3 separate regions of the Homo sapiens genome follow, and regions 2 and 3 are each linked to region 1. Evidence: chromatin loops called from intact Hi-C (ENCODE). Cell type or tissue: A673. All regions are shown on one strand.

Region 1 (8,000 bases):
AGGGAAGGATAATGTAAGAAGGGTTAAAGGAGACAAACACACAGAATGAATAAGATCTGGTATTTGGTAGACCAATAGGGTGGGTTTAGTTCACAATTGTTTATTGTGTGAATATATGTTAAAATAACTAAAAGAGTGAAATTGGAATGTTCCTAACAAAAAATAATAAGTACATGAGGTGATGGATGCTACAATTACCCTCATTTGATCATTACCCAATGTATGTCTGTATCAATGTATCACATGTACCACACACAAATATACAACTATTATGTACCCATAATGATTTAAACTTATTTTTAAGTTAATTAATTAATTCATAAGTTTCTAAAACCTTCTTCTCCTCCAGCTTGGTTCTGCTTCAGGCTAAGAGGACTACATTGACATGACAAGGTCTGCTGACCTCCATTTCTCCATTTATCTGACTTGAGCATTTCTTCCTTTTTCTTTTTTTTTTTTTTTTTTTTTTTGAGACAGAGTCTCACTCTGTTGCCCAGGCTGGAGTGCAGTGGCATGGAAGGTGGTCTTTTTTTAAACGGGTGCTTTCTAAGCCCTTTGGAGATAAGACTTTCTCCATCCCTAGACGCTACTCATAAGCAAAGTTTTTAATACCAGTGATGCTTGATCTGGTGGGGTCCTTAAGACCTGCCTCCACTCCCAAACACAACCCAGATTACAGTTTTGGGCACAGTCCCTCCCTCCTTCCCTCTCTCTCCTTCCTTCCTTCCTTTCTTTCTTTTCCTTTCCTTTCCTTTCTCCTTCCTTCCTTCCTTTTGTTCCTTCCTTCCTTCCTCTCTCCCTCTCTCTTTCTCTCTTTCTCTCTTTCTTTCTTTCTTTCTTTTTTGTTTCACTCCTGTTGACCCGGCTAGAGTGCAATGGTGCAATCTCAGCTCACTGCCACCTCCACCTCCCAGGTTCAAGAGATTCTCCTGCCTCAGCCTCCCTAGTAGCTGGGATTACAGACACCCACCACCATGCCCAGCTAATTTTTTTTTTTTTTTGTATTTTTAGTAGATATGGGATTTCACCATGTTGGCCAGGCTGGTCTTGAACTCCTGACCTCAGGTGATCCACCCACCTCGGCCTCCCAAAGTGTTGGGATTACAGTGTGAGCCACTGCACCTAGTCAGGCATAGTCCCTTTCAAAAAGACTGAATACAAACCCTTGTATCAAAGATTCTAATCTGATTCCTGAGAAACATATTTCCTTAGGTCTTAAAAGTGCAGGTTTACCTCTTGTGGTCACCCTTTCTCACATGGCCATCAGAGCAGCTGGCTGTAAGGGTGCCTTTCATAAATGTTCTTCTCAGACATGACTAATTGCCGATGCCACTGACTCTTCAAATTCAAGAGACAAATACTAATTTTTTCAAGGACAGATTCTTTTAAAAGTCTGTCAACTAAACCTGATGCGTAAAGAAAGCCTCTCTCCCTAATTGAGATTAAAATTCCACATAAATCTAACAACTTTATTCAAACAAATTGTGATTCCTGACTTCTCTAATTCAGCTCTTCTATAATCATAAGAGTATTGTTACACTAAGCTAGGATTTTCAACATCAGCACTAAGGATATTTTGGATTGAATAATTATTTGTTATGTAGGGTGGTCCTGAACATTACAGAATGCTTAACATATTGCTGGTTTTTATACTCTAGATGTGAGTAGCATCTTTTCCACACCACCCAAGCCATAAATATCTCCAGATATTGCCAACACTCCTTAGGGGGCAAAAATGCTTTTGGTTGAGAACCACCGGGCTAAGGGACTACTTGAGAGTCACCTACTTTACATGGCACACATCCAAGGCCATGCCTTGGATTTGATTTAGAATGTGGCATAAGTGCAACTGAACATTTCATCCCCTGCTCTTTTGTTTCCATAAAGACAAACTGTGAGAGTCCCATCTTAATATCCTCCTACTGCTGATAAACACATTTCCTTTATCCACTTATATTTCTAGTGATGTTTTAGCAGCCCAGCAATATTTTTGTGCTCTCCAAAGATTGTTACTGTAGGCAACTGCCCTATTGGCTTGCACCTAATGCTACTCAGCCAGCAACCACTGGCCACAGACATATGCCTTCAGAAGCTGGAGCAGTCATGGACTAAAGCCCAAGGATTGTTCAGTTTGGAAAAAAAAAAAAAACAGTATTTCTTTGAAGTTATGATTTCTAAAAAGCTCTGCAATCTGGGCCATCCCCAGGGAGAATAAATGCTTTGTTCCTTATGTAGCACCCTCAAACTGTAGGCCTATTCTTATAAATACACTTACATCTAGCCCAGTCATACATTAAGCAATAACTATGGCATGAGAAAAACAAATTTGAGAATATCAGGAAATAAATATTCCATGCCTGGGCTGTACTGTAAAGTTTTTTATTTAGACTTGTTCCTACCAGATTCAGAACGAATAAGTTGGGTGGGTGTGAGGGATGGCTAGAGGAGGTTATTGTATTATACTGCAATAGTACTAACATAGATATAGATATAGATATAGATATAAATATAGATATATAGAGATAGATATCTTACTACCTAAGTATGTTCACATATCTAAGATCCATATGCATTTTATTCTAAAGTATCAAACAATATGATGTATATGACACTGACATTGATTGTGGGGATTTATCAGAGTTTGTGTGCAAAGAATTTGAGCTTTCAAACCCCAAGGCTGAGAAAAGATAATAGTTTCTTAAAAGCTTATCTAGGTAAAACTCATGTTGTATTTTAATATATTCAAAGAATTCAAGTCTTATTAGACTTTTAAGAATAAAACTCTTTTTTAAATCTTTTAATAGCTTTTGTTTTAATGGAATCTGATCAGCATTTGTTGATCCGAATCCTCATCCATTATTTTAGATCATAATCTTGCTAATCTTTTAGACTATTTTCAAACAATAGCAAAATAATAACTCTTATACAAACACAAGATAAACATATGTCAAAGATGCTATGTCAATAACGAATGAGGAAGCCAGGCATGGTGGCTCATGCCTGTAGTCTCAACTATCAGGAGGCTAAGGCTGAGCCCAGAAGGCAGAGGCTACAATGAGCCGTGACTGTACCACCACCCACCAGCCTGGGCTACAGAGTGAGATCCTGTCTCAAAAAAAATGAAATAAAATAAAAGTAAAAAAATAAAAAAGAAGCTCCTTCCAAATAATAATAAAATAAGGGTGGAAACCATTACAACCATTTCAAAAGAGAATTTCAAGAAGCACACGTACCTATGAAATAAGAAATTCTGGATTAAGAAAATATGGCACATATACACCATGGAATACTATGCAGTCATAAAAAATGATGAGTTCATGTCCTTTGTAGGGACATGGATGAAGTTGGAAACCATCATTCTCAGCAAACTATCACAAGGACAAAAAACCAAACACCGCATGTTCTCACTCACAGGTGGGAATTGAACAATGAGAACACATGGACACAGGAAGGGGAACATCACACACCGGGGCCTGTTTTGGGGTGGCGGCGGGGAGGGATAGCATTAGGAGATATACCTAATGTTAAATGATGAGTTACTGGGTTCAGCACACCAACATGGCACATGTATGCATATTGTAACTAACCTGCACGTTGTGCACATGTACCCTAAAACTTAAAGTATAATAATAAAAAAAGAAATTCTGAAAATGAATTTACAAAGTTTTTTAAAGGCCCATCTACAGGACAATAATCAATTTCATTCCTTAGGTACAATTAATTGGGATTTATAGAAAAAAATCATTTGCATTTTTTTACAGTTTACTTGGTTTCAAAATAGCTCAAAGACAATCAAAGATGTAAATAACCTGAATGAGTAATCTAGACAACACACCCATTATTTTTTTCCTCATTTTAAAGGCTCCCCAAATTTTTCTTGATGTTTTCTAAGGCCAAGACTGTATTTGGAGTTTCACATTAATTATTTATTAAAGTTTCTAAATTTTTATGTTGATATTTCTAAATATAAGAAACAAGGGGCCAGGCGTGGTGGCTCATGCCTGTAATCCCAGCACTTTGGGAGGCTGAGGCGGGTGGATCACCTGAGGTCAGGAGTTCAAGACCAGGCTGACCATGGTGAAACCCTGTCTCTACTAAAAATACAAAAAAATTAGCCAGGTGTGCTGGCTGGCTCCTGTAGTCCCAGCTACTGGGGAGGCTGAGGCAGGAGAATTGCTTGAACCCGGGAGCAGGAGGTTAAAAAAAAAAAAAGAAAGAACAGAAAAGAAAAGAAGAAAGAAGGTTCATTTAATCTCATTGGCCCTTATGGAAAAATAATATCAATTACTCTATATAAATTTTAATATATTCTTGTGCATTATTTTACTAAGGAATTCCCTACCAGAACATTATAGTAAGCTATTTATTAATTGTAAGTGTAATTGTAACATAAAATTTGAATAAAAGTGAAATATTAACAATGTTTAAAATGTTCTAACAGATTAACAAATACAACAATAAGTTCTTTACACTAGTGATAATATAGCAAAATTTAATATTTTTACATTTGAGGGGATAACAATTTTTAAGAAAAATTTGAATTTTAAAAATATTAATAGATGTCATAATCAGCTTATATAAATATTTTTTAAACTGATAGAAATAAATATAAGCAACTATGTAATATTTTAAAAACTGAGGCTGCATATGTATGAGGGTTTATGTGTCTCCTGAAGAGAACAGGAATCTGAGCTTCAGTAACTGCTTCCAGTGTTTCATTCTTTCCTGCAAAACTCTGAATATTAACAGAAATGCAAAAAAGTGGCTTTATGTCTCACTATGAAGAATACAGTGATGTCAAGATGTCAGATCCTCAGATCAGATTTTATATGTATACATTAAACAGCGAAACAAGTTCAGATTGACATTAGCCTGAAGTAAAATTTATCTCATGGCATCCCTTGTCCAGATCAGCCCTGGACCAGTTGTACATCAATATGTGCAATGAGGGCACCCCCTAGTGGTTAGATACTAAAGCAGCTTTTCAACTGACACTTCATGTATATAAAGACAAAAACAGTAATTTAAGAGAAAAACTATCAAAATAGATGCACTATGCAGAGTGATACATTTTAAAATAAGAATAGAAGTAAAAAGAAGAAAAGTCTTCTCAGCGTCCCCACTGTCCTCATTCCCCAAGCTGTTCCCACTAGCTGGGTGCCCAGAGGTGGTCCCCATCTAGAGATTTTTTTATTTGTCTTTCTTTTTGTTTTGTGTTTTTGGTTTTCCCCAGTGGTCACAGTTATCCTACACTCATACGTTATCTTTGATGTCCTCAACTTTATGCAGCATTCAATTCCTGATGTGAAATCTTTGGTTTAAAAGAAACAAAAATCTTTGCGTATGGAGTGTTTTTTTCTTGCTAGAGCTATTGTTATTTAAAAAAATATGTTTCCTGCTCTAAGTTTGCTGTAGATTCTTACAAAGTTCTTTTCTGTTTCTTGAAAGAGAGGATCAGATTCATTAAGAATCATATTCCAGTACTCACTTTTTAAGATACATTATGTACAGGGAAAGGGACAGACAACACCATCTAGGGTTCTACTGCTGTTCTTAAATGTTAAAATAAGAAAGACCACCCTCTGTATCTATTGTCTATTGTCTCCAAATGGGTGGTATCTTGACATTTTCCCTGTAAAGGCTCATAACTGCTTTGAGCGTCTTCTGTGATAATGTGCCATTCAATGTGTGTGTACGTCTGCGCATCAATATATTACCATTTGCTTCCTACCATTCAAAATTACCTGGAACTTATATTTATTTCCAGTGTTCTTCGTTTTATTTTCCTAATTTTAACTGGAAGTTTGAACCAAAAGCTAGGGCAATACAAACACAGCACACTTTTTAAAATGAATTACTTTTTCTGTCAAATTTGACATTGAGGAATTAATAGTCTTATTTAAATCAAAAGTTTAGATGTCACAGTTAAAATGATCTAGTCTATGTTTTTATATCTTGATTAGTAAATTAAACATCAATTATCTTTATTCTGAAAATAATTTTTAAATGATTATACGAACATGTGATTCAAAGGGCTTTCATGTAGGAGAAATAAGATTATCCCTAAAGAGCCTAGCTGAGTAGCAAAGACATAATGAATGTTTATCACATACGATTTTTCTTCATACACTTTTAGTTGTGTTTTCTTTAATCAGCTCTTCATACCATTTCAATTTTGTAATATGAGTCATTTGACAGAAGAAAAGTACGTGACATATGGGAAGTTGGATTGGAAAGAAAAATAGGTCTTAAAAAATTGTGGTGAAAATATCCTGCTTTTGCACATTTTTCAAAGACTCTTGGCCATGAGAACATGTTGATAGGGAATCTCTTAGGGTCAAGATGAGTGAGGGTGATCTGAAGCATTATGTTCAGTTCTTTAATTATAAATACATGCCTACTGATCTGGTTCATAAGATAGGAGAAAATTTGGTAAACGTATATTGTTCCATGCATGCTACTGATTATACAAGTTATAAAATTAGCATTAGTTGCTGTGTCCTTAAAAATACTTGGATAAAGGTAGCAATAAAAGATAAGATTAATAACATGAATAATAAATATTTTATTATTCAATGTGTAAAAATTGATAGATAATAGTTGCATTCATTATTGCTGACCTCCTTCACCTTATATATGTTTGAGATAAAAGATCACTTAGTAAAAATCATTTCAACAAAATCTCACAATAGTTATCCTATGTGGTCATTTACAAACTTCCAAATGGAAGACTCAGGCAAAACATAAAGCAAAAATTATCTCAAGTAATCTTACAAGAAGGCTATTGAATTTTGATGTTTTGCTTAAAAATCATGTTCAAGAACCTTGTCCTTAAGCACTTCATCAAATCAAGAAAATGGAGACAATTTCATCACTAATTTTTAGCAGTTTTCAGTCAATACTTGAGGTATATAGTAATGAGCTATAATCTTTGTGTTTGACTCTTGAAGCTTCAGGTTCTTTGATGTTTCCAAGTCTTCCAACACAGCTAGTGTGTTTGTCTAGTTCTCTTGGAAGTTGTCCTTTATTTTAAAAATCATTTTAGTAAGTCAGTTAATATTATTCTGTTCCTACATAATTGAAACAGTCAGGTTTTTCTCCTTACCCCACCCTGGTGTTCTAAAAATAGGGCAATTGCATATGCTAGCTTATTTCTTTTTTTAAAACCAATCAACTTCAGTATGTAATAAAAATATTTCTATTTGAATTACAATAGTTAAAAAAAACAAAGCAAATGGTTCAGTATTTAATATTATTTTCCTCCAATGTAATTGTGCTATTTTATTGTAAGGTTCAGGTTTTCTATTAGACATTATGATAAGTGCAATTTTGAAAACCAAAGCTTGGTGGTAAATAACAAATTTCATGCTAGAAACAGGTAATTTTTTCTGTATTTTTATTTTAATAAAAATGTCAACCACCAATCCAGCATTTCTGGAGTATAATTAGTGTTCAATACCATACACCTCCCCCTAGACCCCAATTATGATTGTTTGCTCCAAAGAATTTGCCAGTTTTCATGGTAATCTCCTGCAATTGTAAAATAATGTCAATTTTTCAATAACATATCTAACCATATAATCATAATAAAAAAGGAACTAAAGGAAATGATTTTATGACCAATTCATTACAAATCCAGCAATAAAATCTAAACTATAAAATGTGATGATTTTATATATTAAAAACCTTGAAATCTGAAATCCTTACTGAAGTTATCAATGTGTATTTGATGATATCCATAATCATTCTTGATTCTTTTTAAAGTGAGTATTTAACAGCATCAGGAATGAAAGATTTCACGAAAGTTTCTCAAGTGATAAGTTTTTCTGTTTTTTTTTTGTTGTTGTTTGTTTGTTTGTTTTTGTTTTTGAGAAAGAGTTTTGCTCTTGTTACCCAGGCTAGAGTGCAAGCTCACCGCAACCTCTGCCTCCCGGGGTCAAGCAGTTCTCCTGCCTCAGCCTCCCGAGCAGCTGGGATTACAGGCATGGACCACCATGCCT
Region 2 (8,000 bases), 570 kb after region 1:
ATATAAGTTTTCAACTCATTTATGTAAATACCAAGGAGTGTGGCTATGGATTATGCTTAAGTATATGTTTAGTATTCTAAGAAACCTCCAAACTGTCGTTCAAAGTTCTGTACCAGTTTACATTCCCACCAGCAATGAATGAGGGTTCCTGTTGCTACACATCCTCACCAGCATGTGGTGCTGTCCATTTTCTAGATTGAAGCCATTCTAAGAGGACCATAGTGGTATGCCATTGTTGTTTTAATTTGCACCCTGATGACATATGATAAGGAGCATCTTTTCATTTGTTTACTGCCATCTGTATACTTTGGTTTGGTTTCTACTTAAGACTGGCACAGTTTTAATTTTTTTCTTTATTATTCAGTTTTAAGAGTTCTTTGAGGCCAGGCACAATGGCTCATGCCTGTAATCCCAGCACTTTGGGAGGCCAAAGCGGGCAGATTACAAAGTCAAAAGATCGAGACCATCCTGGCCAACATGGTGAAACCCCGTGTCTACTAAAAATACAAAAAATTAGCTGGGCATGGTGGTGCACATTTGTAGTCCCAGCTACTAGGGAAGCTGAAGCAGGAGAATCTCTTGAACCTGGGATGCAGAGGTTGCAGTGAGCTGAGATGGTGCCACTGTACTCCAGTCTGGCGACAGAGCAAGACTCCATCTCAAAAAAAAAAAAAAAAAAAGAGTTCTTTATATATTTTGGATGATGTTTACCATGTGTCTTCTGCAAATATTTTCTCCCAACACGCATAGCCTTGTCTTGTTACTCTCTTCAAGTTTTCTGTTTCAAAGCATATATTTTCAATTTTAATGAAGTCTAGATTATCAATGATCTTTTTCATGGATCTATCTCTGATGTTGTATCTAAAAAGTCATTGTCATATCCAAGGTCATCTAGGTTTTCTCCTGTGTTATCATCTAAGAGTTTCAGAGTTTTGCATTATATATTTAGGTCTATGATCTATTTTGAGTTAATTTGGTGGAATTGTGTAAGATTGGTGTCTAGATTTATTTTTTAGATACTTGGTCAATAGTTGTCTTTTTCTTTGTGTACTTTAAATATATTATTCTACTTCTTCTTGTCTCTGTTGTTTCTAATGAATAATTTAGCTGTTCATCTTATTGGATTCTCCAACAATGCATCACCGCGGATAGATCCTTCATCTCATGAGTAGGGGCAGAGGAGAAGGATGCCCTCCCTTCTTGGCTATATTCACGTGGAATTTAACCTCTGCAACATGTAGCTGGAGGCAGAATAAGTAATGTTAGCATCCTGCCCCTCCAGAGTATATAGTCCTTCAACTAAGAAAGAAAGTCCTTTGTTACTGGTTTTAACAGTCTGGATTGGAGTTTTGCCTTGTTGAGCCTTGTTGATATGGGAGAGAGGATTGTGGGTGTGAGTCTTGGTCTGAATACTGCAAACTTTCACAGATCTTTTGAAAATTTAATAGTTTCCTGAATAAGTGTTTCTTCACTCACTGTATGCACTTAGTGCCATTTACAGAGCTAGTTTTATATATGTAAAACTACACACACACATATTCTATATACATACACATATATATACACATGCACATATATATACATACATGTATAACTAATAACTATATATATCTGTATAAAATGTTACTGGTTTTGCTAAAGAGGGTTCTGAGGAGCTCCTCTCCTCTTGCTCTCATTTGAAAGTAGAATCTCATATATATGTATACACACACACACATACATATATATACACATATATACATATATTTAACTTTAGATTTCTCAATGTTATTTTATGTTTATCCCTGATGAAGACTATACAAAATAAGAGTAATGACAATAGTAACAGCAAATTATTATAGGGACATAATTAATTTGTCTATATTCTTCTGAAGATTTGAGTCTTAATTCTGCTGAAATTAACTGTCAATAGACAGATTAATGGGCCGAAATGTACACATATTTATTTACGTGCATGGAGACACAGAAAATATAAATCTCAAAGAAGAACCAGATTTATTAATAGTACTTCCTTTGTACAAGAAAAGGAGATGGGGGAATAAGCAATTTAAGAGCTAGTAAATGATTTTCAGAACTGTTGATTCGGCCCAAAGGAAGAAACTGTAGTTTGTAAATGATTCTCTTTGAAACTGAATGGAATCTAAGAACAGACTGTAGCTTGGGACAAAGTCTGTCTAGGTGTGGTGACATTCCTCAGTCATCCTGAGATGAGTTTAATCTTCCCTGATTAATGAAATTCCACAGATGGCATCAAAGGCAATTGTGTTTCTTCTGAAGGAGCTTCAGATAAGGGAACTTCAGAGTTCCTTCCACCCTGTTCTTAGGAGAAACAGGAGAAAGTCAGAAAGTCCTTGGTCCTGAGCCTGTTTCTAAAGCCTTTTCATTTCCTTCAGTTTGAAGTGCTTAGCATGCCAAAGCCTCATACTTTGAGGTATCTTTTTTTGAGCCTCAACATAATATTTTTGAGCACTGTCTAGATGCAACACTATGCTTTTTTTCTTTTATGGACACTATTTAATAGTGTTAAAATATTAATTAAAATACTTTAATAATGTCTACAGAAGAAATAGAAATATTTTATCCCTTTATTACCGATAAGGAAACAGGGTGAGAAAGTCTTTAGCAGATTCATTCAAGAATATATGGCAGAATCAGGCATTCTACTCAAGTCTCTCACATAAAACCCCTTATAATGTAATGTATAATGTAAACAATTATGTGACTTATAGACAAATGTTATTAAGAAAAACAGAGTCACGTATTCTATCTAAATTTCTAGCTATTAAATAATAAAATTAGATTTTGATTCATGAAATCAATATTTGGACCATTTTTCTAGAGTACTTTCACCCAAATTATAATTGCTATAAATTTATACAAATTATAATTGTATAGATGTGTGCCTTTTAAAAATATAAGTGTTATAATCTATGTTTTTGGGTTGTATACAAATAGTCGACCGTGCCCGGCCGCCTATAAATGTTAATATCGTATCTTGGTCGGGTGCAGTGGCTCAAGCCTGTAATCTCAACACTTTGGGAGGCCGAGGCGGGCGGATCACCTGAGGTCAGGAGTTTGAGACCAGCCTGACCAATATGGTGAAACCTCGTCTCTACTAAAAAAAAAAAAATAATACAAAAATTAGCCATGCTTGGTGGCGGGAGCCTGTAATCCTAGCTACTCAGGAGGCTGAAGCACGAGAATTGCTTGAACCCGGGAGGCGGGGGTTGCAGTGAGCCGAGATAGTGCCACTGCACTCCAGCATGGGTGCCAGAGTAAGAATTTGATTCAAAAAGAAAAATCTTAATATCACATCTTTTTTTTTTTTTTTTTTTTTTTTTTGAGATGGAGTCTCGCTCTGTCACCCAGGCTGGAGTGCAGTGGCGCAATCTCGGCTCACTGCAAGCTCTGCTCCCGGGTTCACGCCATTCTCCTGCCTCAGCCTCCCGAGTAGCTGGGATTGCAGGCGCCCAACACCACGCCCGGCTAATTTTTTGTATTTTTAGTAGAGACAGGGTTTCACCGTGTTAGCCAGGATGGTCTTGATCTCCTGACCTCGTAATCCTCCCGCCTTGGCCTCCCAAAGTGCTGGGATTACAGGCGTGAGCTACCGCGCCTGCCCAATATCATATCTTAATATTCATTATTTTTTATGTTTTATCCTTAAAAGTAAAGATTATAAGAATACACAACCAATTCTTAACAAAATTTCAAAACTAAAATGGCAGCAAAAAAACACAAAGAAATAAAAACAAAAACAAACATTCCAAATGGGAAAGAGGAATTAAAAACGTCTGTCTTAGACACAAAAAACAAGCAAATACAATAAAACTGGGAAAGGAAATGAGAGTTAAAGAAAAATTACAATAAAGCGTGATCTTTTTTATGGAGGGGTTAATATATGAAAAGAGGTTGGAAACAGCTCTGATGGTTAGGTTCACTCACTCGTTCTTTAAGAAAATATAAAGTTTTTATGATATGGCAGCTATATTAGGAATTAGAGCATGAGGAATACAATGTTTCCTTCTCTAAGGAGCTCATCTTCCAATGAAGGATAAAGGCACAATTAATGGTATATTTTGTATTCACAGGTGACCGCTCTGGTATATGTATGATACTATGGAAACAGAAAAGAAAGAGCACAGACAAGATGCATGATGATGAGGGGAGAGTTTAGAAGAAAGGGCTAGCAGTAGACATACTGCTCAAGTTGATGAGAAGATAGAGGAGGGATTTCCCAACCTGAGAGAGCACATTTTGAAAAAGAATAGGGACCTAAGAGAGAATGAGATATTAAGGCATCCATAAGTAGCTTACTGTGGCTGAAGCACCAAATTAAATATAGGTGAGTGATTGGAGAGAAATGTTGAAGAGATAAGAAGGAGGGCCCAGCATATTTGTCTGGAGACCTGGAAATCTGAGTCATCTTGAGGAATGAGCTCAAAGCAGAGGGAAGAGTGCCATCTATTGAATCTCTGCTACTGAATGCTGTAGGCTGTCTAAATCTTTCACTTTGCAAGTAGTCTGATCTTCCCAATGTCCTAAAAGCCTAGCAGCCTAGAATTTTGTTAACTAAAGGTAGATGCTTTACTTATGGCCATTCTTTATGACCCATATTTATGTGGCTGTTTTGCAAACTCTCACTTTATGAATAAGTATACCACAGTTGAGAAACTCCCCACGGTTTCACATCAATAGACAGTTATATATCTTTTTCCTTTTTTTTTTTTTTTGACAGTGGCACAAAAATTTCTGTCTTCACAGAAAAAGTTGGTATTTTTTAAAGTGCCTGCTTATTTTGTAAGCCGATTCAGGGTTGAACTTTTAAACCTGCTGGAGACATCATACATCTCTTGTAGATTTCACTTATGCTTGATATCATTACAAAGTCATTTTGAGTTTGTTCCCATGATTCACTTTGAAAGGTAGGATACTTTTTATAGTACTTTAAATTATTTTTCTAAGATATTTAGAGAGAGAAAGAGACAGAATTTTGTCACTATAATCAGAAACATCAGACATTGTTCTCACCTCTCATTTTTTCACAAGTGTCAATCTTCTGCCATGAAAATAACACATATTGTGCATGAATTCAAAAAACAAACTTAATAATGGCATTATTATTAATGCTATTGTTATCATAGAGGTAGTCATACTAGTTATTATAGAGTAGTGAAGCTGGTAGATTTGGGATGGGATTAGACATTCTGATGGATGAATACATACAAGAAAAATGTAATGACGTGAAAAGCCAAAACACAGCTCTAATCAATTTGCCACTGTTGTGAACAGATTTCTGCTGGACAGTTTAAAGCAGCCTCCTAAACAAAAAGATACATCTGAAAAGTTAAGCATAATGTATTCTCAAAGCCTCTTTTAATGAAAAGTGTACTTGTTTTGCATTGCTCTGAAAACATTAAAGGTAACAGTCAGTAGATTACGTTTCCAGGAGTGTGGCATTCTTATGGACCTATTTTTTCTTTCTTCTCTTTCTTTTCTGTCTTTATCTTTCTGTCTTTCCTTTCTTTTCCCTCCCTCCCTTCCTTCCTTCCTCTGATAGGGCCTTGCTCTATGCCTCAGGATGGAGTGTGGTGGCACAATGCAGCTCACTGCAAACTCAGACTCCTGGGCTCAAGTGATCCTCCTGCCTCAGTCTTCCAAATAGCTGAAATTGCAGGTGCATGCTACCACACCCAGTTTATTTTTTAGTTTTGTTTCATTATGTGGCCCAGGCTGTTCTCAACCTCCTGTCCTCAAGCAGTCCTCCCACCTCAGCCTCCCAGAGTGCTAGGATTATAGGCGTGAGCCATTGTATCTAGTCTATACTACTACTTTATGAAAGCACTTGAACACTTGATTCTGAGGTCTTTATTCTACCAATTTTCAAAGCTTGTCTACAGAATACACTTTGATGGTGATTCTGCAAAATTAAATCATCATTGACAATTCAGAAGACGCAAGAACATCTTTTTTTCCCTAAATGTTTAATTGAAAATAGGCACTTTGAAAAAGTTACTTCAAAATGTTGATATACATACATTATCTTAAAGGGCTTCTTATTGCCTATATGGTAAATGCTAAAAGCCTTAGCAAACTACTGTAAGCAACTCCACTATCTGACAAACAGGAAGCATCAGTTTATCGTGGTTTCCAGCGACTTATCTATATGAAGCCACAAGTCTTATCAGGATGGTGTCTTCACTGTCTTTTACATTCACTCTTATTTATGCTTCTCTTTGACTATCTAAAATGGTATTCCTCCATATCTTTCTAATTATATGGGCCTGTGCTACAATTATTTATCTGTCTACCTATTTATCATGTAACTACCTATGTATTAAGTGCTGATACAAGTTGTATCTCCTCTTTGAATCCTTTTTTACAACTGTCTTTTCTAAACAACCATGGCATTTATCATTGGTATTCCTATTCTTTCTTGCTTACATCCCTTTATTCATTGACTCAAAAATAATGGTAATATAACTCCCATAGGTAACAGGTTCTTAAAACATATAAATAAAATTTGTGTGAACTGTAATTTGTTCCCAGCATCTGGAGGGCATTAATTGGTTTTTGTAGAAGACATTCAATATAATTTTTAGCACAAAACTTTGAACATATTAATCAGCAAATATTTATGTAAAATTTAAAAAATTTTTTTCTTTCCATTTTGAAATCTGAATGTGTGAAACTTTGCAGAATGATGTGTGGTAATTCTAACAGTTCTTATGTCATATAGACTAATTTTAATCTTACTCATAACCAAGGTATTCATTATGGCAAGCTATATTTTGGCAGCATAAAAAAACACCAAATATAATACTTCAAACTCAAATGATTTTTATTCTTCACTCATGTAACATTCCAAAATAGATATTATTAGCATAAACAGAGGATAAAGGGTAGTATAGATGTTTCTGCTCCATGTACCTTGGGAAATTAAGTATTTTCATCACATGCCTAAGTAAGTGGCACACTCCATCTTAGACAGCTAGAAGAGGAAATGACAGTGAGGAACTCAGTGGGAGGTTTGTATGAGTTAGGCCTAAAAGCAACACCTATTATTCCCATTCACAATTCCTTGACTAGAATTCAATCAAATGGCTATACATAACTCTGAAGGAGCATAATAAATATAATCCTTTTGTGTGTTCATAAAGAAAAGAAACTCATTTTTGTAGAAATAGTTAAACATGTTTTAGTGGTTTATGGAAATTTTCTATTATAATCTATTAATATCACAATGATTTATATTTATTCTCTATTAATATTATAATATACTATTATATTATCTTTACATATACTTTTAGGCCTTTTATAAACAAGGGAAAAAAACAAGATCAGAGAGATCCTTAAATGAAATTCTAGAATATTTTGTAAATAAAATTCAATAACATGCTATATAGGAACCCAGTAAGGACACTGTATTTGCTAGGGTTCTCCAAAGAACTAGAACCAGTAGAATACATGCGTGCGTGTGTGTGTGTGTGTATGCAGGAGAAATCTTACCCTATTTCAGAAAAAAAGCCTTTTTGTTTTATTCGGGTCCTCGATTGGATAAAGCCCACTCATGTTAGGAAGGGCAATCTACTTTACTCTGTCTACCAATTTAAATGTTTATCTCATCCAAAACACCCTCACAGAAACACCCAGAATAATGTTTGACCAAATATCTGTGCACCCCATGGCCCAGTCAAGTTGACACATGAAATTAGCCATCATAGATACCAGTGAATTACATTGCTTCATACATATTTTGGTGTCATTGACTTTCTAAAGTTAGTGTGGACCCAGTCCTCTTTCATGTCTTGAATGTAGATTGAGAGCGAATTCATTATCATTTTCATCATTATCACTATCATCATTCTAGGTGGATACAAAAATTAAAATATTTGAATATTGAAAGTATTTTAAAAATCAAAGTAATTATCCTTCTTTTCACCATTCTTTCAAGTTTCTAACCAATCAAAGTAGGAAAACAAGAAAAAATAGTTACAAGT
Region 3 (8,000 bases), 1.8 Mb before region 1:
TGTGAAAATTGCTTAGATATATGCACAGAGTATATACTCAATAGTAATTATTATACCACTTCCTCTCAGCCTTTGAAGGTGATTTTAAGCTTTGGCTTTGGTGGGAGGAACCAGCAGCTCTTTTATAGGTTAAGTCAGAACACTTTAAGCATCTTTCCTACACGAGCACCCCCTGCTGCCTTCACTTTTTTTTTTTTTTAATGGGATCTTGCAGTGGCTGGGCATGGTGGCTCATGCCTGTAATCCCAGCACTTTGAGAGGCCACGGAGGGTAGATCACTTGAGCTCAGGAGTTCAAGACCAGCCTGGCGGACATGGTGAAACCCCATTTCTATGAAAAATACAAAAACAGCTGGGCATGGTGGTGTGTGTCTATGGTGTCACTTAATTGGGAGGCTGAAGTGGGAGAATCACGTGAGCCCAGGGGACGGAGGTTGCAGTGAGCCGAGATGGTGCCACTGCATTCCAACTTGGGTGACAGAGTGAGACTCCATCTTAAAAAAATAAAAGAATAAAATAAACGGAATCTTGCTAAGTCAGAAACTTTTTTCTATACCTGTGAAGAAACTCAGCTAAGTGTAGGGAAAAGACACAAAAACGGTGAGCATTTTATAAAGCTGGAGTAGTTATATAGCAGTTACATCTATTCTGATGAACTTGCTGTCACTTCATTTTATTCAAACTTCTATCTACTTTTATCAGAGGATGAGTTTATTTTTCCTTTAGGCATTCAGAAACATTTTATATGGATACAGAAGCGGTGTTGGAGAAGGGGTGTGTGTGTGTGTGTTTGTGTGTGTGTGTGTGCGTGCATTCCTCTTTATTTCTATATCTGAAATTCTACATTTGGCTAAATTAGGACAACCTATGGGTTGTCCCTTATGAGAAAATTTGTTTTTTACTGTAGTGGTGGGAACAGATAGAAATTAATTTGTGCAACATACCACATTCACTCAGTAAGTCTTTGGAAATGAGGGCAGGGTGTTTTTCTTGGTCTTAGGATATTTGGTCTGAATTCATTGAAGGGAGCCCAGCTATTAATATACAGCCTAGCCAGAGTGGGAAGCATCCATTAAACACAGCCTTCCTTATTTAAAACAGTAATCCAACAATCTAAGTCAAATGACAATGAATTGATTTGACATACCAGTGAAATATTTTTTCCTTGACTTTTATTTTAAATTTCAAATGTTTCTTCTATATCTGGAGCCATGGAAGAACACATGAGTTAAATGAGTGAGTTGACCATAGAAAATTTTTTAAAACTGAGATATAATTATGCTACTTATTTTTCAAAAGCACTCTTTGTTCTGTTTCCTACTTTGCCAGCTAAACGTGAAATTCCTTAATTTTATTTAAATATAAGAACTATCTGGTAATTTTAAGGTGGATAAACAAAGCCAGAAGAAAGCATGTCATGTTAAAATCATACAACTTATTGATGATAGAAGGGAAATGAAAACCAAGGTTAATTGATCGATGTTAATATCAATCAGTGTTTTATATATTGAAAACATTTTGTGAAGCATTAAGTTATGGTGAGATTTTTAGTGTATTAAGTAACTCAGAAATAAGTGATTCCTTGTTAAATAAACACATAGAGTTAACACTTTGGATAGTGGCTTCCACCTATACCTTGGGGTTTAAGGATAGAAGTAAACAATCAGACATGAAAGGTCTTATATAGACTTTATCCGTATTTTCTAAGAATGACCATTTTTGACCATTTAAGGAAAGCCAACCTAAACCAGTAACTTTTGAGGCTTAGAAACAATTTGGGGAGCGAATACAGGTCTGGTCAGTGGAACTCTACATTGTCTACTTTTTTTTTTTTTTTTTTTTTTTTTTTCTGAGATGGAGTTTTGCTCTTGATGCCCAGGCTAGAGTGCAATGGCACGATGTTGGCTCACTGCAACCTCCACCTCCCGGGTTTAAGTGATTCTCCTGCCTCAGCTTCCCATGTAGCTGGGATTACAGGCATGCGCCACCACGCCCATCTATATTTTTGTATTTTCAGTAGAGACGGGGTTTCTCCATGTTGGTCAGGCTGGTATCGAACCCCCGATCTCAGGTGATCCGCCCGCCTCGTCCTCGCAAACTTCTGGGATTACAGACGTGAGCCACCATGCCCAGCCTTCCATTGTCTTTTTAATTAAAAAATGATCTAATAACTGATGCATTAAATAACGCAGTAATAGGTCTAGCCAACTATTTGAAAGATTTCTGGGGCTTAAAATTAATTTAAAAAATACTGGTATGTGTACAATCTTCTAATTGTCAGTGTAAAATGTCTCATTTTTAGGCAATGCTGAACAGTTCTTTAAACTGTGCTCATGATCCAGGTAACACATTGCCCAGAGGTGACCCTACAGCTTGGTATCTTTCTGATTTTCCTGAGCCTGAGGGTACTGAGGGAAATGCTGGGAAATGTCTAACCTCTTGAAAATAGCTTTGGGATTAGGGTAGTTAAAAAAATTAAAAGGCGAGGGCATGCCAACAAAGTAAAGATTTTTCTCCATTGGGAGATGTGTGAGCATATCTGACAACATTCTGAAATTTTTTAATTAGCAGCACAGTAAGATATTAAACTACACTATAACCAAGACACTCTTACATCAATGATCCAAAACATCTGCTATTGGGGGGTCAGTGTGTGCAGTTTTGCTCTTTCTTTCTGTAATTCCAGCATATATTCCGAAACAGCTAAAAAAGAAAAAGGTGTAAAATAGTCTCCACTGTTTTGGATAACATGAAAAGAAAGCAGATGGGTTTTAATCATAGATTCTAAAAAGGATTAGGCATTTTGGACAATCAGAACAAAAAATAAATGGTAGAATTTAAATTATGGCCATACATGTCTTCAACTTGTTCAAGGGAAGAGCCAATCAAAGTTGTCTCTAATAATGATGTTCTGTGTGGTCACAATGTCTGCGTCTGGATAACAAAACCATATAGAATCATGATAAAGAATCATGATAAAGAATCACAATTATGGAGACCTTAGAAATGACACCTCTTAGCACCTACTTGTTGGGTAGAATCTTACAGATTCTCCTACTGATATTACCATACCTCCGTTGCATTCTTCCAGGGAAAGGGAATTTATTAAAATTCAAGCCTCACAATTCCACTTGTGCTCAAACACTGGTTTTTGATTTTTTTTTCTTGATCTGAGTATGACATCTCTGTAGCAACTCATCTCGTAAAATGTGTAAGTATGGAGCCACTTTGGTAAGACAGTGTTCAGAGTCCTGCCAATTGAATATCTCTTTTGGAAATTCCTTTGGAATCTAGATTCCAGAGCAGTGGTTTTCAATTGGGATGATGTTGTCCCCCAGGGTCCATTTGGCAATGTCTATAGGCATTTTTGGATTGCACAACTGGGTGCCACTGCATTAAGTGGGTGAAATTCAGGGACGCTGGCTCTATAATGATTATAATCCTATAATGTACAGGAAACCTCCTATAACAAATAATCATCCAACTCAAAATGTTAATAGTGCCAAGGCCAAGAAATCCTGCCATAAGCAATAAAAAATAAGTCTAAGCTCTTTTTTGCACGAGAGACCTTTTGATATGTGAAGACAGTTATAATCTCAGCTTCTTCTTGTTCAGGCTTTGTAATATTTGTAATTATATTTGTAATTATATTATATTAAATATGGTAATTAGTTTGTAATTACATTTGTAATTACTTCAGTTGTTGTTCTCAATGTGCAGACAGCCTCCAGAGTCCCTCCTTGGGACATCCTTTAATTTCTCAAAGTCCTGTTCATAATTACATATTCAAACATGCAAAATTTCCCATATGTGTTCTCACTGAGTTTAGCATAGCAGTGCTCAGAAAACACTTGCAAAAGGATAAATGGGTCCATGAGGCAGTAAATCAAAGAAAAGAAGAAGAATAAGAAAATGTAGAGCGTTGAAATTCCCTAATGAGGTCCTTCGTTTATGAAGATTAAAAAGAAAAATCAAAGACTTTATGTGCATTGGTAGAAATGACACAGGATGCATACAATACCTCAAAGCTCCAGTAGGGGGAGCCCAGTCACTAATTGAAAGACTGCACGGAAGTGTTAGGGTTTAACTACGACTTTCTTAAAAACTTCCATTGGGAGGCCGAGGCGGGCGGATCACGAGGTCAGGAGATCGAGACCATCCCGGCTAAAACGGTGAAACCCCGTCTCTACTAAAAATACAAAAAATTAGCCGGGCGTAGTGGCGGGCGCCTGTAGTCCCAGCTACTTGGGAGGCTGAGGCAGGAGAATGGCGTGAACCCGGGAGGCGGAGCTTGCAGTGAGCCGAGATCCCGCCACTGCACTCCAGCCTGGGCGACAGAGCGAGACTCCGTCTCAAAAAAAAAAAAAAAAAAAACAAAAAAAACTTCCAGAGAGAAATGAAAATATTTTATCTTTTTGATTTGTTTATATGCGTTATCTATGGAGGATGTAGAGCAATGCCATTTTGATCTTCTAGTTTGAGAAAAAAAGTCCAGAATGAGAATTGTGACTTAATTGTTCAACCTAAGCACAGGCATGGTTTCTTTTTCATGGCTGTTCCATTGGGAAACTCAAACCCATCCACTTTCATGGCGGCAGATACCATTTCATGAGAGTGCACCTATTTAAAGGCAGTTATTAGACTTCTTGAGCAATAGGACATGCAAAGTTTAGATTTCACAATGGAGCAGAAAGAGTTTGTGGGGTCGTTGGAGAGAAAAACTATCCCCTTATTCATTGAATTCTGTCCTGTGTGAGATGGTCACCTATTTTAGGTGAATTCATGAACTGTCAGCTGTCAGGGGGGATGTGTGCAGTGTGTGAGCCACCCTATTCCACTCCTCACTGTGCCTCCGTCAACATGGGCATTCCTCCTCAATCTTACTGATGTCATGGGTTAGGTCAGAAAATATAATTTCTTCAGATTCTAAGGATCATTTCCTGTCTTAAAGAGCAAAGTTTACTTTATATTCAGATTGATTGTGAGCGAATGGAGGAAGCAATTAGGAGATTCCAGACACAACAGGGCCATGTCTCTCTTAAGGATAATCACCAGGGGTGGGAGGCATGGCCGGTTTCAGTTCTTCCCTACAAAATTCCATTGCCAGGAATGACTTGCTTTGGAACATTCTCTCCAATCATTGTCTACCCATGTGTGATGCCTGTTTATCCTTTTCCTATCTGACCCCAATAAGTTCCCAAGGCACTTCGCTACTGTTCTTTGTCAATGACAAATGGTTGTTTAATCTAGACATCCATATATTGCTGCTTCTCATGCTCCTGATCAGAAGCAGGAGGCCAGTATGATTGAGTTGCTCACTCCCCCAAAACCAGAAGTTCACACGTGAATTTATTCAGCTTCTATGAATTCTGATTCTCCAGCAACAGAAGGGCCAAGCCTAACAATTTTTCTGAAGAGGTTTTGGCATAGCAGGAAAAACATGGAATTTTGAATCAGAGACCTAAATTCCAGACCCTGCTCTTCAACTTGGTGTTCAATAGTTACTTAATTTTCTCACCTCTATACTTTTCAAATAAAGTAATAAATATTATGTAATAAAGAAATATATGCTATTTTTTCAAATAAAGTAATATACCTACTTATTTTTGAAGCAAAAATAGTAATGCCACAAAAAATCACTTTTTACATTGAAAATGGCATACGCATATTTATATGTTATGCTGCAAGTAGATTATGTTTAAGATATCTCAGTTGAATACTAGTATGACACTATTAGAAATTAAAGTTGTTACATCATTCTGAATACTTCTTAGGGAAATATCCTAGAAGTTAATTACAAGGAGATGGGATAATGGAATGACTTCATATGGGGCTGTGATAAAAACAAGTGGGAACTAGAGTTAAAGGAGGTAGAATACCAGAGGAAATGTTACTCTAAAGAAGAGAACAGAGATAAAGAAAGATTGTTTTGCAAAAGAAAAGGCTCTCCAAATAAACTCAAAAGAACCTGCTATTAGGTATTAGCTTTATGTAGCAAGCTAAGGTTAACAATCTATTCAAAGATTACAAACTGATTATCTAGCTGAGAATAAAGCAGGATACACAGAAATAAAGCTGAATTTTGGAAACTCAGTTAATAAGTGACAGAGAGGAATAGATTCTTGGGTTTGTCTCATTTCCACCACTCAACCTTAGGGAAATTGATCGACCTCTCTAAATTTCAGTTTCCTAATGTATAAAGTGAGGCGATTGGTCCATGAGATGCTGTGTAATAATCTGACCCATTTTTACATAAATTTTTTAAACCTATATGACCTTTACTATTCAGAATTTCTCCTTCTTTGTCCCTAGTTTTGTTTAAATTATTTACTTACGTTTAAAATAAAACTATTTTCACTGCTCTTATATTACAATTTTACATAAAACATGCTACAGTTGTAGATCTTCAGGAATCGTTCATTTCTAGACTTGGAGATGTCCATGTCCAAAAAACTTTGTGATGTGGGTGGATTTCACCTTGTCCTCGTTTGGAGTTTGGAAGAATCTCAAACTGATTCTGGTTAGTTCCAACCTTTAGGTGCTGAGTGCTTTTTTTTTTTTACACTGCTCCTTCAGGGAATTTAGAGTTTCTACATCTGTTTTAGAGACTTAAGCATGGAAGAGAGCATTATAAATATAGGGTCGTTTGCATGGGCCAAGCAATGTCTTACATCATTATTGGCCACCATGTCTGCTGGGTAACTGATGTGCAATGTGCAGGTAACTGTTGATGAGATGCTCTCACCCTGTGGCAAAGAGAAGGAAAACTAATACTATACCTCAGCCCAGGCTACTTGTGTCAGAGGAGTTCAAACCAGAGCGAACCCATCTTGAATACGGGTTGGGTAAAATAAGGCTGAGACCTAGTGGGCTGCATTCCCAGGAGGTTAAGGCATTCTTAGTCACAAGATGAGATAGGAGGTTGGTACAAGATACAGGTCACAAAGACCTGGCTGGTAAAACAGCATGCAATAAAGAAGCCGGCCAAATACCACCAAAACCAAGATGGTGATGAAAGTGACCTCTGGTCATCCTCACTGCTCATGATACACTAATTATAATGCATTAACACCAGTGCCATGACAGTTTACAAATGCCATGACATCATCAGGAAGTTACCCTATGTGGTTGGAAAAGAGAAGGAATCCTCAGTTTCGGGAATTGCCCACTCCCTTCCCAAGAACTTGTGAATAATCCACAACTTGTTTAGCATTATAATCAAGAAGTAACAATAACTGTAAGCAGGTGAGCAGCCCTTGCGGCTGCTCTGCCTAAGGAGTAGCCGTTCTTTTGTTTCTTTACTTCTCCAGTAAACTCACTTTCATGTTACTCTACCAATTTGCCTGAAATTCTTTCTTGTGTGAGATCCAAGAACCCACTCTTGGGGTCTGGAATGGGACTCCTTTCCAGTAACACCAGGGCACTCATTTAAATGACAAGGGCAGTCTGTGGGGGTTACCTGGGTTTCCTTATGGCTCACGTGGAGGTGGGAGGTCCTACATTTTGCCTCTTCTTGTATTCCATCTCCTAGTTCTCCTTGTCCTCCTCAAGTGCCCTTTTTTAGCTCTACCCTCCTGGATAAAGCAACCTTAATTTTCCGTTTTGGGTGAAGTTATTTAGCTGTTCATCTACATTTCTCCTAATCTCTTTCTTGTGAATGAATTTTATGTTCTGCTTCTTTAGGCCTTTCCTCTGTGACACAAAATCTTTTCTCACTTTTTTAAAAAAACTTCTTTAACATTTCAGTTCTCACTTTAACACTTTGGCTTTCAAGAGTACTGTCTTTGAAACAAGCTTCAAGTGACTATTTTGGAAGTCAAATACTGAATAGTGATGCTTTTTCTCTATGCCTTCCACCTCTAACAACCCTAATTCTTCTGCAGGCAATGGATGTCTCTGCTGAATAGCAGTTAGTACAAAAAAAGGCAAAGCACAGGGACAGATTTTAAAGTATTTTCTCACAACAAAACTACAAGGCTACTCATACAGACACACAATTCA

The links. Hi-C counts contacts between places; a loop is a spot of excess contacts. Peaks named below come from ENCODE experiments on the same cell type or tissue, not always from the same donor. Only the 100,000 strongest peaks of a DNase experiment are listed, where the experiment ranks them.
Region 2: a loop joins it to region 1, with 5 times the contacts of the local background. A loop is called at or near these places in 7 of 110 quality-filtered maps.
Region 3: a loop joins it to region 1, with 8 times the contacts of the local background. A loop is called at or near these places in 12 of 110 quality-filtered maps.

What each region holds. Positions count from the first base shown.
Region 1 is chr11:38,786,593-38,794,592 of GRCh38, forward strand. No RefSeq gene overlaps it. Among named protein-coding and RNA genes, the nearest start is that of LINC01493, 140 kb to the left of the region's middle. In A673, CTCF peaks have their summits at 4,966 (motif pointing left) and 5,167; a DNase peak (open chromatin) is centred at 4,929.
Region 2 is chr11:39,361,587-39,369,586 of GRCh38, forward strand. No RefSeq gene overlaps it. Among named protein-coding and RNA genes, the nearest start is that of LINC01493, 720 kb to the left of the region's middle. In A673, CTCF peaks have their summits at 183 and 4,490; DNase peaks (open chromatin) are centred at 4,455 and 7,015; H3K27ac peaks cover 2,651 bases.
Region 3 is chr11:36,999,667-37,007,666 of GRCh38, forward strand. No RefSeq gene overlaps it. Among named protein-coding and RNA genes, the nearest start is that of RAG2, 410 kb to the left of the region's middle. In A673, CTCF peaks have their summits at 293 and 4,012 (motif pointing right); DNase peaks (open chromatin) are centred at 3,385 and 4,025; H3K27ac peaks cover 2,363 bases.